Linked DNA regions of Mus musculus: region 1 is linked to region 2. A link is a loop called in an ENCODE intact Hi-C map of the cell type or tissue named here. Cell type or tissue: heart. All regions are shown on one strand. Each heading gives the region's core, and the rest is flanking DNA. Links, peaks and the distances in the headings are about the cores only.

Region 1 (7,758 bases), core at 1,857-6,856, 150 kb after region 2:
TGTGTGTATGTGAAAGTGTGTGTGTATAAGAGTGACTGTACATGAGTGTGTGTGTGTTGAGAGTGTGTGTGACAGAGTTGTGTGAGGGAGTGTATATATAGGTGTATATGAGTGTATGGAGGTGTGTATGTGGATGAGTGTGAGAGTGTGTGTATGTGTGGTGTGTGAGTGTGTAGGTGATCTATGTTTGCTGATACATTGTGATGGTTTGTATATGCTTGGTTCAAGGTATGGCCCTGTTGGAGTAGGTGTGGTCTTGTTGGAGTGGGTGTGTCACTGTGGGTGTGAGCTTTAAGACCCTAGTCCTAGCTGCCTGGAAGTCAGTATTCTACTAATAGCCTTCAGATGAAGATGTAGAACCCTCCTCAGCTCCTCCTTCATCATGCCTGCCTGGATCCTGCCATGTTCCTGCCTTGATGATTATGGACTGAACCTCTGAACCTGTAAGCCAGCCCCAGTTAAATGTTGTCCTTATAAGAGTTGCCTTGGTCATGGTGTCTGTTCACAGCAGTAAAACCCTAACTAAGACATACATCTTGCTTTCTAAAGTACCTCAACTAGATCCTTCATGTCAGCACAGTCACTTAACACTCTATGTAGCATGTTGTTTTAAGTCCTTTTCTAACCCAGCATGCCTTAGGTTTTTCTATATAACAGTGCTCAGGAGTTAGTAAACCCCCTTATAGGCACACACAGGTGATTGAATTGCTGCCTGAAGAAGGTTCTATCTATCTATCTATCTATCTATCTATCTATCTATCTATCTATCTATCTATCTATGGTGGGTTGTCTTGTACTTATTTCTTCTCCTTGGAAACTGAAATTTGAATTTTTTTCTCCATTATTCCTTAAATGTCTGTAGCCTTGTTTAAAAGGGGGGGGGGAGGCTTTTATTTTGTGCTGTAAATTCCTCAGGATTTCCTTACATTAGCTTTGGCTGGATCCTTGTTTAAAACATCTTCAGGGGGTAAATAATTTATTTAAAAGCTAGTCGAGAAAAGCACTTTAAAAAATTAAACCAAATCAGTAGATTTGAAAAGGGAACATAGAGGAGGAAGAGGGAGAGTCCCATATAGGAAACATAAATTCCGTTTATTTTCCAATCTAAACAGCTGGCCGATTTATTTGCTTCCTGGTTCTCACAGATGAAAATGACAATAATTTGAAACCAAGTATGCATTTTTATTTTAATTTTGCAAGCATTTATTTCTAAGGAAGACCATAAGGCGTTTGTATAATGGTGTGTACCAGGAGGCTGAACATGCAAACTTGGTGGTCCACACTTCCACAGTAAGTCCCTGAGCACAGAGATATTCTGATACTCCGAATCTAAGGCCCCTGAGCCTGCTGGGCTGATGTTCCTCACAGAACAGAGGATTCTGGGGGCTCTGAGGTGGCCTTGCCCTGATCTCCACAACGTCATATAGGAATGTTTATTAAGGCAGGTCAGACTTTGTTTCACTATTGACTTGATTTGTAACTTTTAAATACAGATAGTTATCAGCTTGGAAAGGTTCAAAGAACCACTTTTTAAAACTTCTCAGTGGTAGAAAATATAAACTGGACTTAACATTTTGGATTTTGCCAGTTTAGGTTTATAGATTTTAGGACCTCTCTGAGTGATTAGATTTGCTGTCAGTTTTGGGAACCAATGGTTTATCTGTTTTGTTTTTCATATGGTAGTGAGGATCAAGGCTAGGACCTTACTGATGTTAGGGAAAATGCTCTACTTCTCACCCAATGCCTAGTTTAAGGTGTAAATGTGGGGGAAAGTGATTTTATAGCTCTGTTGAACTGGTTGAAAACCTGCATTCAGACCCTATAGGTGGAACAACAATATGAACTAACCGCGTACCCTGGAGCTCCTATCTCTAGCTGCATATGTATCAAAAGATGGCCTAGTTGGCAATCACTGGAAAGAGAGGTCCATTGGTCATGCAAACTTTATATGCCCCAGTACAGGGGAAAGCCAGGGCCAAAAAATGGGAGTGGGTGGGTAGGGGAGTGGGGGGGGGGTAATGGGGGACTTTTGGGATAGCATTGGAAATGTAAATGAGGAAAATACTTAATAAAAAATATTATAAAAGAAAAAAAAGAAAACCTGCATTCAGGCATTTGTGCTTAACAGCTGCTTACAGAACTTCAGAAAGTTTATAAATCTCAAGAAGCAAATGAGGGAGCTCCTGGGGCAGGACATGTCTCATGGACTCCAGGTGAAGTATCCCCAGATGTGGAAGAAGACAGCTGTAATTGGGGCAATAGGCGCTCTCTGTTCCTCCCAGAATAGCACTGATACATTGTTCAGTCCATTTGGCATTCAATAAGAAAATAACATAGCCTGATGGATCAAGTGTGTGAGCGTGCGCGTGTGAGTATCCGTGTGTGCGTGTGTCCATCACAAAAGCGTCTTAAGGAAGGGTTTAATTTTGGCTCATGGTTCCTGGCTACAGTCGGCCCATCGTGGTCAGAAGCCGCGGCAGCAGGAGTGACAGGCAGCTGGCCACACTGCTTTGGAACTCAGCAAGCAAGGGGTGCACTCAGCTCACACTCTCGGACTTAATCTGTGTGGTGACCCAGCCTGTGGAGCGGCGTTTACATTCAGGGTGCTTCCTCAGTCAAACCTTTCTCAGTTAAAGTCCCCACAGACATGCAAAACGGTGAGCTTCCTTGCTGACTCCGAATCTTCTAGAGCAGTGGTTCCCAACCTTCCTAATGCTGCGACCCTTTAACCCTCACGTTGTGGTGACCCCCGGCCATAAAATTATTTCGCTGTTACTCCATAACTGTAATTTTGCTACTGTTTTGAATAGTAATGTAAATATCTGTTATGTTGGATCCGTGATTTGCAACTCTCGAAAAGGTTGCAACGCGTAGGTTGAGAACTACGGCTCTAATGTTAACAATGAAGACTAAACTTCACACTGGGTTATTTATGAAGAACAAAAATTCATCTCTTTCAGGTTCTGGAGGTTGGGGAACCAAGGTCAAGGAGGACTCTAGGTGTCATTATATGGTAGAATTGAAGCCCCTTTACCAGGGCACTAATCCACGCCGGGAAAGCCAGCCCTCAGTCCATGAGGTTTGGAAAGGACTGAACATTCAAACCACAGTATCCTTTTGCTTGGCAGAACCCCGAACATTACCAAATGGGTTCCCGAGGTTGCAGAGTGTAGACAAGCAAACAAACAGCTTCAGGACACGAACCTGTGAATCAGCCCAGGGCAGCCCACTGGGAGGCTTGTGAGCAGGCAGGTATGCTTTGTGCAGCACTGGTGCGGTGCCTGCACGCAGAGTCTTGGACAGAACACAAAGGGCCTTGGGCGGGACAGCGGTTCCATTCTGAGAGCCCGCACGCACTCTGTGAAAGGGCGTCCCACAGGTTATACTGTCCCACAGGTTACCTTTACTGGTAGCGTGTACCGCCTTCGCAGTTGATTCCCTTCCTGCAGCTGTCCTCTGCACCTACAGGGCACAGAACCTCCTAGTGACAATTAGCCTCGTTATCCACTGGTGACAACCAGTGCGCACATCCTCAGGACCGGAGTATGAGGCCCACAGTCTGTACGTGTAGGATAGGTTGCAGCCTCTTCAGGAACAGTCAGTCAGTGCTCTCTTACCATCAACCCGGAAGGCAAGAGCACCCCAGATTTTGCTTTACAAATACAGCCACACTAGGTATGCCTTCCTAGCCTGGCAGGAACGCAGAGACGATGTGCCTCGGGCCCCCAGGCCTGGGGTCTCTGTACATCCACGGGAGGTCTCTGAGGATGCACAAAGTCAGGCCAAGGTGCTGGTATGGAAGACAGGCCTGCTGTACACGTGGTTCTCTCTAATTCTAGGGCAGCTCTCCATCGCAGCCTGTGTGGATTTGGCCAAGACCCTCTGTCCTCCGAACTGCAGTTCTCCCCTGACCAGGAGGTGGCAGTGCGCCGGGCTCCAGGCGGGCATGCAGTGTGCTTGCTTGAGGATGTCAGAGCAGAAAGTCCCTCGGAACATGGGAAGGTTGGGGTCCTTGTTCCAGGCTCTAAGATGCAGCCGGTGCACATTCTATGGAGACGTGGCCAAGTGCCTTGCGGTTGCAGCCATGGCTGAACTCGGTGTTACCTACTTGCAGATATTTAAATAAAACTGGTCATTTGTTTCTTCAAGTGTATGGAAAATATCTTCATTATGCTTCCCAAGAGTATACCTGATTTTCATTACTGCAGTTTTAAAGTCGGACAGGTTACAGAGCCCCGACAGCAGGTTTTTGGTTTGAGTATTCCTTCCATTGAGACTAGGGTCTCTGGAGTTGGATAGCTGTGAGGTGATTTTATGTTTATGATGAAGTTGGAACTGTAGCAAATATCCAATGGAGTGACGGGATGATGGAGCTGACATAAAAATGTCTCTTCCTTTGTTGTAGTATGTGCGATACCCCTCCCCCGCCCCCCAAGGAACTAAAACCCATGGGGACAAGTCAGCTTCCTGGTCTGGCTGTTGGTGTCCAGGCCTCCCTGCATATTGGCTCCCCCCTTCTCGCTGTGAGACTTTCCCTGTCTGGAAGCTAAAGCTCACTGGCCTATGTTTTGTCTGCTCCACCGGGTCTTGAGAGCTTCTCATTCTCTCCTATCCACAGAGGAGATAAAGGGCTGTGTGTTAGGACATCCTCATGGTCAGCCTGCCTGGATTTAGGATCACCAGGAAAACGCTCCTTTTGAGGGGGTCTTGGCATTTCAAGGGACTTTAGGATATACCTCCCCTGAATGTGGGTGGTGCCGGTCCATGAGTTGGGCTGTTAGATGTAATTAAATACGAGGGGGGGGGGGAAGGAACATCAACAACAAGAAGAAACGTGATCAGCGCCCTCTCCATCTGGCTGCCTCGCTTTTCCACCTGAATGAGTTGGCCCCCTATAAACAGGAAGCTTAAAATTAACCCTCTTCATTGAAGTTACTTCTTGCCAGGTCTTTTCTCATAGCACAGAGACAAAAGCACTAGTATCCAGCACAGGGTATGCAGTGCTGGCTGAGGGAAAAGTATGCTTTTGCCACGGATGCAGATCTGGCTTTTAAGAGGACCTGTTTTGTGTAAGATTGGTTCACTCTGCATGCTCCTATAATTGGTTTAATAAAATGGACATGTGTAGAGACTGTATTACAAGATGCAAAGGTTGCAGCTGCTGGATCCGTTTTTTTTTTTTTTCCAGGACTATCACTGAAACCATATCTCCCAGTTTCAAGTTCGTGTTTCCCCAAGCTCTTTAGAACAGCAACTTAAATAGCAGGAGGACCTACGGGTGAAATGAGAGAGCTCGTGTATTTTCTAGAACCACGAAGCTTGGGAAATAATAAATGCGTGGAGGATTCAGTGTGTGACAATTCTTGTAGGGAAGGGGACTGTACCATGCTATGGCAGTTGACACTACAGGGTGCAGCAGAGGGGAGAAGGGGAAACAAGGCACGAACTGTTAGTGGCCAGCGGCAAAAGTATCATTTTCTATTTTCAAGCTGTGTGATCCTGAGGTAGTTAATTAACATTTCTGAGCCTGAATCTCTGCCTTGGTAAAAATGATTCTCATAGACGTCTTAAAATTATTAAGTGAGGACTGGAGAGATGGCTCAGTGGTTAAGAACACTGACTACTCTTCCAGAGGTCCTGAGTTCAATTCCCAGCAACCACATGGTGGCTCACAACCATCTGTAATAGAATTTGCTGCCCTCTTCTGGTATGTCTGAAGACAGCTACAGTATACTCATAGACATTAAAAAAACCAAAACTAAAACTAAAACAAAACAAAACAAACAAACAAACAAACAAAAAAAAACCCCATAAAACAAACCCCGATTACACAAGAACAAGAGCTTATGAGTACACATATGTTTAAACACTGTGTTCTTCCTGTCTGTCCCTCCACTCCTAGGAGATTCTGACTCAGGCCCAGGAAGAGTCTTCCTGAGACATGAGATGCATGTATTTATCACGCTGGTCCTTAGGGCCTGTCTTAAGAAATGCTATTCTGCGACAGTGGGAGATGCTTGGCCAGTTTTTATATCTTGAACTAGCTGGATACTAAAGTAGCCCTGAGCCTAGCCAGCTCTGAGCTTGGGTTCCTTAATATAATTTTTTAAAGTTAATTTTAAGTCAGCATGCAAAATGTTTCTGTTACATCCTCTGTCCACTCCAACGGCTCTTTGTATCACTATCCCGGCTCTACACCCTGGTTTCGGCAAGGTTTTCTAACCCTGTTGCAACCAGCCACCGTAACCTTCCCTTATGTCACTGTGTGTAATTGATGTATGATCTGAGAGTTAATATTGGTCATTAATACTGGGGGAAGCCATGTTTTTAATGGCCACGAGTACCACGTCAAAGCATCTCTCAGTGACGTAAGGTTGGGCATAGCTTTAAGTCTGCTGCTTTTAAATAACCTGACATTGTAGGAAGATGTGAAATTCATCTATGTCACTTGCATAGCTTGCTCACAATATACCTCACAGATATGCACAATTGTTACGTTAATCAAAATTTTGAAAAAATTAACAAGATAGAAATGTTAATTCTCCTTTTATGAACAATATACATTGTATACACATTTCAAATTATTCAATGGGCCCCATAATTCTGTACAATTAAAGAAACCTTTTTTTTTTTTTTTTTTTTTGAGACAGGGTTTCTCTGTATAGTCCTGGCTGTCCTGGAACCCACTCTGTAGACCAGGCTGGCCTCAAACTCAGAAATTCGCCTGCCTCTGCCTCCCAAGTGCTGGGATTAAAGGCATGCGCCACCACGCCCAGCTTAAGGTAACTTTTTAAAGGCTCTTTTAAATTGTGAGCACGAAGGAGTGAATGGCGCCATCTAGTGGGCTTCCAGATACATGTCTGGCTGCTCTGACTGCTCTTAGCTCTCAAAACCTCTGCATCAAAATGCCCCTCCCTTGCTTGTGAGTGGCACTTATTTCTAATGATGCTTTTCAGAATGATCCCATTCTGTTAACCCTGAACCCAGTCTTCTGATAGAATACAAATAAGCATCAATCAGCAAAGCAGTAACATATTTCTATTAAAGGAATCAGTCTGGGGGTAGGGTGGGGAGCTGGCGTTGCGGAGAGAGAGCTACTCAAACTTGGGGACCCGAGTAGGAACCTCCCGAACTTACAGAAAAAGCTGGATGTGGTCACAAGCACTTGTAACTTCAGCGCTGTGAGGGGCGGAGACAGGAGGATTGCTGGGGCCGCCTGGCTGGGAGCCCAGCTTCAGGACCCGTCTATATCGACTCCACAATGCAGGAGTTACAGGCACGTATAACCGTGCCTGTAAAATCATGCCTGCAAAATCATGCCTGCCTCTTACATGGGTGCTGGGGATTCGAACTTGGGTTCTCATGCTTGCAAAGTGAGTGTTCTTGTCCACTGGCTATCCTCCAGCCTGATTTAATCGTTTTAAAGACAGGATGTTACTACATAGCCCGAGGTGGCCTTGAACTTGTGATCACAGGATACACCCGTCTCAGTAGCCCAGCTAGTTTAATTTCTTGGAAGCATTAAGTAAGTCTGTGCCTTATGAGATACGTGCGACATCTGCCCTTTTCTGGGCTAAGACAATAGCCAATTGATATTATTCATTTATGGTTTTGGACTCTCCCTTCAAGGATGTGTAAGGCTACCGGAGGCCATCTTGTAGAAGGGAAGCTGAGTCCAAGCGTAGTAAGTACATGGAGGTATCCAAAAGGAGCTTTGCGAGCACGGTGTTTGCCAGTGTGCAGGACGATACTGCACAG
Region 2 (7,758 bases), core at 1,047-6,046:
GAATTACTCCAGTGAGAACCAATTGGAAGTGCTTCTGAGGTAAACCTAGAGAGACTGCAGAGCAAGAACACAGGAGAGAAGAGAGAGTAAGAAAGATATCAAAATCACGGGGATATTTAACTAAAAGCTTAGCTGATACTATTTGGGTTACGGACAAGCATTAAGTGTCGTCCCCCAAAATTAAAAGTGAATTTTGTAAGTAAGTAAAATCAGGCTCTATATGATTTTTATGAATAACCAAAGTACTGGTTTATTTAACACTTGATGATATTTATGGTGTTTTAAAGGGATCACTACATCCTCATTTCTGTGATTGGCCATATGAAAGGAAGGAGGGTTTTTTTCTACTACCAACGAGTCACGTTGGAGAGATGGTTCAGGCTTGTTACTCAAAATTCAACACACACACTCTTTCTCTCAACCAGGAAATCCAGGTTATTTACAATTTATGAAAAGCCATTATAGAATACTGTATAAATCTGAACATCACATTCATGCTGATAACATATCCATTTCAGCTCTGAATTCCACTTAAGAGAAACTATGTACAAAAATGGATATCGGGGTACTTATCATATTGCCTTTTAAACTGTTAAGAGAGGCCATTTCCTTTATATTGCCTTTGGCCTTTCCAATTGCATCTCCTTTTCCTTCTATAGAACGAACCTTCATGCCCTTTGGCATAATTGCAAATGTCATTTGCATGGTTGGAGCACCTGTGCATTTGCAGAATGTGGCAATTACTGGGCTTTTAAAACTCATTCTCTCTCGAGAAGACCTTTCCCCTTTGGTTATGATAGTGAACTCTCATAACAAATTGCATCTCACACAGCCTGTGATTACACATATGCACATTATTTGCATGTATATGTTCATCTAGCTTGTAAACTTCTGCATTATAGATGAGTTACCATATTTGGAATTTTTATTATCTTTTGTCGGGGGGTGGGGGGCGGAATGGTGAGAAGGCCTGAGGTTTTCTGGAAAACACGGTACTCTTGAATTCATTTGCCTAAGATATATATGCCCTAAAAATAAGCTCATTTTATGATTACTGATAGCCATGTACAGCACAATGTGCGATATCTGAGTAACATAAATATATAATTCAATATAATTATGTTTGGTTTAATCTTGTGTCACTTTCAGTTAATAGAGTCTCAACTACTAATGCTTTTCGCCTCTCAGTTCACAGTTTAAAATTGCTTTTCAACGAGAGATACATACTTCACATTTTAATATGAGTAAATCTGATAAAATTGTACAGAGCCTGGTATGGTGGCTCACACATGCAATCTCAGGACTTGGGAGACGGGGCTGAAAAGACAGGGCTAAGTTTGAGGCCTGCCTGGGTTACAGAGAGAGTCCCAGGCCAACCTGGTTTACAAACTGAGATCCTGTCTTTTAAAAAGAAATAAAAATGCACAGAGAAATAGTTTACTGTTTTTCTGCTTTAATACACTTCAGATGATTTTCTTTAATGACAGGGTCATTAGCTTTGAGAAGTTTAAAGCAAACCATTCTTTTTATTATAATCCATACATTAAAAAAGTTCCCAGGACATCAGACTTTTTCAATCACCCTTTAAAAGTTAAAAGTAATCAAATCATTTTAAAAAATCCAAACCAGCTAATTGGAGATTTCTTGGGCCCACCCAGCTTCTTCAATCATAGACCCATGTGGGTAATCTTTCTTGACAACTGGTATACTTCACGCTTCTCCAGAGGAAGCTGGACTTCTTGCCACCCTTTCCTCCCATGCTAGCCGTAAGCCACCACAGCTATATGGCATACAATGTATATAGTGTACACAGACATTACCATATGTACATTATACATGATGCATTAAAATGTGTCTTATTACCCTTTCCTTAAAGGGAATGTCCCAGAATGGTAAATCTAGTAAAATGATACCACTTAATTTTAATAAACATAGGTTGGGTGAATCCATCTTTGGACATTACTGAAAAGTTTCAGACTTAAATGAAAGTTACTAGTCCATTTTTATGTTTAGAATCACATTGCAGAATGTATCTCAGATGAAAAATAGAGAAGGAAATACAGGCAAGCCATCTTGCTACATGGTGTGGTATATATATATATATATTCCTTTTACATGATTCCATGATGAATGATACAGTTCAGAGCCAGGCTACATAATGTACACAGTTATTATAAAAAGTTATGTATTATGCTTCAGTACTAAAAATAAAATATATTCTCAAATAGTGAAAATAAGATATCCTTCATGTTTTTATGTCACATTTCCTGCTTGACCCTGACCTCCGCTTAATGAAATGATGTCCAACACTGTATTAAACAGTGACAGCACGTGGGCGATTTCTTGACAGTAACTGGCCTAAAACAAAACTGATTATCTTGTCAATTTGTTGAACTGTCTAATGCATGACAAAATATAAAAATAAAGGACAAAGATAAACAGTCTACATACTGAAAAATCAAAGTCCGCTGGTACCACATTACAAATACGGTCTGGACATCTTGAACAGATGCAGCCACTAAGCCATCCATCATGGTACCCCTTCCCCAACAAAACTGTGAGCCAGGAAGACACCAAAGGGTTTTCTGGGTCCTTTTCAAGGGATCGCATCACAGTCAAGCGCTGCTTCTACAGACTGCATGCAGCAGTCACTGGTCGTGGTCCAGAGCCAAAGGCTCCTCACCATTATGTCCTGGGAGACCGTGACCGGTCCAAGCAGGAGAGCAAGGAATGGACCTATGCTCCTTCCCTTTTAACAACAGTAAAGCAAGCCGCTGGTCTCTAAACACACCAAACGGTTTACCTGTTCTTTTGGATTGGAGAAGCAGGCACTTACAGTGAACACAAGGGGAGGCATGGCAGAGGGCGGGGACGACCGTCCAAGAAGAGCTGGGGGCTAGTCCTAAGCCATTGCCCCGCCGAGCTGCCCAGCCTTGAGCCCAAAGAAACATAGAAAACCACAGATTCCCCGGGAAGCGAGAGGGAGGGGACTGACCCCAACCCAGGCGCGGGGCTACAGGTTGTACGGGGATGCTAGGTGTGGTCAGAGGCAGTCAGTGGCGGCCGCCAACACACCAGCTGTTGCGTGCCACCCGCAGCCCCCAACCTTGTAGGATCCGGGCGATCCCCATGAGGCTCCCTGAACTCAGATGAGCGGGAAACGGACCTGGCCGCCGTCGGAGTCCCCGGCACTGCCGCCTCGCGGGCGGCCGAGCACCGACACGGGCAGCACGACCTCCGCTGGGCTGAGCTGCTGCAGCCGCATGGACTCCTCATAGGTGGGCAGGTACTTGACCTCCTCGTAGCTGGGCAGCTGGAGAAACACCGGTGACACCACGTGCAGCTCGTGCTCCGAAACGCAGGAGGGAGGCAGGCGTCCGCCACTTCCTCGGCCCCGACCACCGCCACTATCCAACAGTGAGTCCTGCGAGCCCGCGGCCACCTCGTCGCGCAGCAGAGCGGGCGAGTCGTCGTCGTCGTCGGGTGGCCCCGCCGTCCCCGGCGGTCCCGCACCCCCGGGAGGCCCGGGTCGTGCCTGGCCAGGTCGCGCCTGGCCACGCGGGTACCTGCGTGGGCTGGGGCAGATGATGCGCTGCAGGAAGTAGCCGATGGCGAAGAGCACCAGCAGGATGAGCAGCCCAGAGAGCTTGCGGACGAACCAGCCCACGTTGTCCAGAAAGGCGTGGAGCGGCAGCTTGCAGCAGCGCACGGCCGTGGCGTTGGCCGAGTCGCAGCAGCGCTCCCGCTCACCGCACGCCAGCTCCGCGCAGCCCCCGCCGCCCCGCGAGGGCGCCACCAACGCCAGCGCCAACAGCAGCAGCAGCGGCAGCAGCGGCGGTGGCGCTGGAGCCACCGACAGGCCCTCGGCGGTGACCCCGGGACCCCACATGGCCGGCGCAGATCTCCGCTGGCGTCCGGGACCGCGAGGCTCGGAGCTCCGTCTGGCCCCGGCGCTGCGATGGGTCCCGCGCGCGCCGCCTCCCGCGCCCCGGCTACCTGCGGCCCGAGCGGTGCTCACTTGGCCACGCTGGGGCGGGAGGAGGAGCCCGGGGCGCGCCGAGGCTGCGGGAGGCGGCTGCTGCTCACCGCTGTCGCCGCCTCGGGAGCCTGTGACCTCGAGCCGTAGCGCCTGGGCGCCAGGGTCCCGGGAGAAGCGTGCGGAGCCGCGGAGATGAACAGAGCCGGCCTGCGCTGGGTCTCTCTGGGCATCTCGGCCGTTGCCCGCCGCGCTCTTCTTCCGGCACCTGGGTACCCCGCGGCGCTGGAAGGGTTAAGGCTGAGCTCTCAGCCCCGGAGCCCCTTGATCTTGATTAATTCAGCCGGCGCGCTCTTCCTCGCCAGACGGGCGGGGCGCGCTCTCTCACTAGCGTAGGTGTCTCAGTTTTAAGTGATTGGATTTCCCCGGGAATATTATTTAAATTGACTCGGACCGGGTTCCGCTTACCATCTTTCTTGTGATCTTTCTGATTAAAAATGAATGATGGCCATTAATGGCCAGTGCAGCCCCATTGCTGCCCTAAGGTTCTAGGGTGGGAATTGCTGGATAGTTCTGCTGACAGGTAGGTCCAGGTTGTTGGGGAGCGCGGACCCTAAGAAACTCCAGAACAGGTAAGAATTCTTTGGAGAGGCTCAAGTTACAGCCACAGAGGTAGCCCCAGAGGGACCGAGAAGCACTCTGTTGAGGTGACCCTGCTCACCAAGGAGAAGAAAGAAGACCTTTAGTTCTCAGAGACTCACCTGACCCAGCCCTCGGCTTTCCTGTACTCAAAGAGGACAGCAGAATTGTGGGGTGCAGGGGCTCCCTCCTGCAGCATAAATAGCCTATGTAGGAAGGCGGAGGGGAGCAGTAAGTGGTTGGCCAAGTTCCTGAGCGCGATCTGAAGGTCTTTTTCAAGGTTATTCTTGTTTGCAAAATCTGACTTTAAAGGAAACAAGTACTTTGTTTCCAAATAGTACTTGGGTCCGTTTCCCTTCATGTCACCCACCCCTGGAGGAAAGCTCAGCGCATCCAGACCCTTTGGGCATATATCTGTTGGGTGGTGGAGCCCCTGAGAAAGCTGCTTTGGTTGAGGCAGTATAAAACAGACACACTTACACAGAAGGACTCACTGACGAGGAAAACTAATAGGGAATTTTCAAGGTTGGTGTGAGAAAATAAGTAAAAGGACATACAGTGCCCGAACAGACTCAGCTATGACCCAGGCTTTCTCTTCTGAAGAGAGGAGGAGAGCAAGCAGAATGGGGTGGGGTTAATGGAGGTCAACCATGGGCCAGCTTAAGTGCAAAGTCTTCTGGTTCTTCTTTTGGTGGGAACACCATGCTTTGCTTGAACTTCAAAACGACGATGCTTTCTCTTCTAGGAGAAGTGTCTGTGAAACCTCCCTAAGCCCAGGCGTTTGCTAAGTTCTTGTGAAGCCAAAGCATTCTCTGGCTGTGCTCTGCGGGAAGGACTGAGGCCTAGTCCATAAAGCTTAAATCGACAATGCTTTCAAGCTATAGCCAGATAGGGGAATGTCAGAGTCAAGAGATTGACTCTGATAAAGTGCCTGTTGTATTATTTTCAGTCTCCCCCATTCCTTTCCCGAATTTACATTGAGAATGTATACTGAGTATGTTCTGTATTTGGGGAATCCTGCTAATTGATGAATAAATAATAGCCTCCCAAGAGTGGGGTGACCCCAGTTCTGCATACCAGTTTCAACTGATCAGAGAGAACAAATGCCAAATGTCTTCCTTCTTCATAACTTGCCCTAAGCTAAGATAAAAATTGATGTGTTTAATAGTCTCAGGCTAAGGGAAGCTCATGGCTTGATATGCCATGAGAGAAGTGCAGGGTCTCCTTGGGTTTTTAGAATTAGGGGTCCTAGGATTTCTGCCAGTCCTAGCAGAAGCAATGGCAGAAGGAAAGGGAGGGGGGACTCTGTGATTGATGAAAAGAGGAGGGCGGCCTGCTGGGTGGTGTCTTGAAATTTGAAACAAAGGCATTAAAATTTTAAATTACACTTTATATATTTATTGGGGGGGAATTATCTTCTTCCCCCATGGAAGTCCCAGGAATCAGACTCATGTCTCTGGCCTTGGCAGTGGTCACTTTTACAGTTCCAGGCATCTCACTGGACCCTAAACAATGACGTTTAACCTGTTTCGCTTCTGTCTTCTTTTAGTGAGTTAGAATTTGTTGGCAGATCTTTAGGACACAGTTAAAGAACACAGGCCTTGTATAAAATGAAATACTGAGAAGCCTTGCTTCCATGAAAGCAAAGGAAAGTGAGTATAGAACGGAGTTTTTATTTTTGTTTTCCAAACTGGTAGTCCCAAAGTGTCATCTCTTAGACCCCTCTGCAGACACTCTTGAGTCTCGGGGCCCTTGGTTTCACCTAATCCATCTTTATTTGCAGACTAATGCATTGTGTGCAGCTTTCCGAAGGGAAGAAGAGCAATCCGAGTGCTCCACGTTGCTGCGTTCATTCCTCAGATGCCTTTGCTTATATCTAACTTGCAAATGAGTAGGACAGGAAGACAGAAGTTAATCACATGTCTCATAGGAGTTTCATAGGAAAAAGTGCATTTTGTTAAAATTTGCACTAGATTGTGCTAATAAGTACACGGGGGTGGGGGAAGATAGTGAAAGGTGACTGACTTTGATCTAAAATGCATGCTTTGTTGGAATACAGTTTGGTAAAAATAAAGAACATTACGAGCTGGGGAAGGAACTGGGTTTGGATCCCTGGCAGCCATATAAAAAGCTGGGTGGGTCAGCACAGATCTGAGGAGGTGAAGAAAGCCAGGTCCTGCAAGCTTGCTAGGATCAGTGAGCTCTAAGTTTTGAAAAAGACTCTCGAAAAATAAGGTAGCTGTCAACTAAAAAGACACCTGATATCAACCTCTGGTTTACACGCGCGCGCGCACACACACACACACACACACACACACACACACACACACACACTTAAGAACATGAGCTGAGCTGCTCATAGTGACAGATGTGTTCCTGACAGCTTGAGATAAACCAAGTGGATCCATCATGAATCCATCATGCATAGCGCATCACACGAGAACGGAAGGTCATTTCCTCTCATGTGTGCTGCCCAGGGTTTCTTGCCTTCAGGCCTGAGAAACAACAACCCTAACCTTTTCACATCCCTTCTTCAAAATGTCTAGGCATGGGCAGTTTGGAACATGTAAACAATCCGGACTGTAAGAAGCACTCAGGGTGTGCAGCATGGCCCTTCCTATTGACATCTCATTACTATAATTGATTTATTAAATACCCTCCTTTTGTGGCTTTCCTTCACTTGTAATAAGTCTTCCCTGAATAACAGTTAAGGGTTTTGTAAATATTTGCATGAATGTGCCTTCCTAGAAATGACTTGTGACCCGAGATAATCTGCTTTGGGTTTGTTTGGGGTTTTAATATCATATTTCTCCCCTTCCTCCTTCAATAAATATTTAATGTGGGCCCTTATCTGAGTTAAGTACTCGGTCCCACTCTGGGGATGTTATGAAATCAAGCCTTTCTCTGTCCTCGGGGAGTTTACTAAGAGGGTTTAGGATGCAACAGAAAAACAGTCAAAATAATGAAACGATTTGCCATCGATGAATGCTTATGGAAAAGTTCACTATGCAAAGCTTTCACCTTGGCCTGCCATGGGGATGATACTGGCTTAGAAGATCTTTCTAGAAAAAATATCTCTGTAAAACAGAACAAAAAATAGGAGGCAGAGATCTTTTGGGCAAAGGAAAGTTTATAACGCTAAG

Evidence for each region. Hi-C counts contacts between places; a loop is a spot of excess contacts. Peaks named below come from ENCODE experiments on the same cell type or tissue, not always from the same donor. Only the 100,000 strongest peaks of a DNase experiment are listed, where the experiment ranks them.
Region 1: a loop joins it to region 2, with 2.1 times the contacts of the local background. A loop is called at or near these places in 3 of 42 quality-filtered maps.

The regions. Positions count from the first base shown.
Region 1 is chr3:68,716,617-68,724,374 of GRCm38, reverse strand. No RefSeq gene overlaps it. Among named protein-coding and RNA genes, the nearest start is that of Il12a, 29 kb to the right of the region's middle. In heart, for the core only: CTCF peaks have their summits at 3,906 (motif pointing right), 5,733 (motif pointing left) and 6,848 (motif pointing left); no DNase peak of the experiment used is centred there.
Region 2 is chr3:68,865,839-68,873,596 of GRCm38, reverse strand. It overlaps 1110032F04Rik (RIKEN cDNA 1110032F04 gene), which reads right to left and starts at 4,011. Exons shown (of 1, transcript NM_001167996.1): 1 at 1,434-4,011. The coding sequence starts at 3,889. The coding sequence ends at 3,146. In heart, for the core only: a CTCF peak has its summit at 3,206; a DNase peak (open chromatin) is centred at 3,886; H3K4me3 peaks cover 2,427 bases; H3K27ac peaks cover 2,542 bases; H3K27me3 peaks cover 850 bases.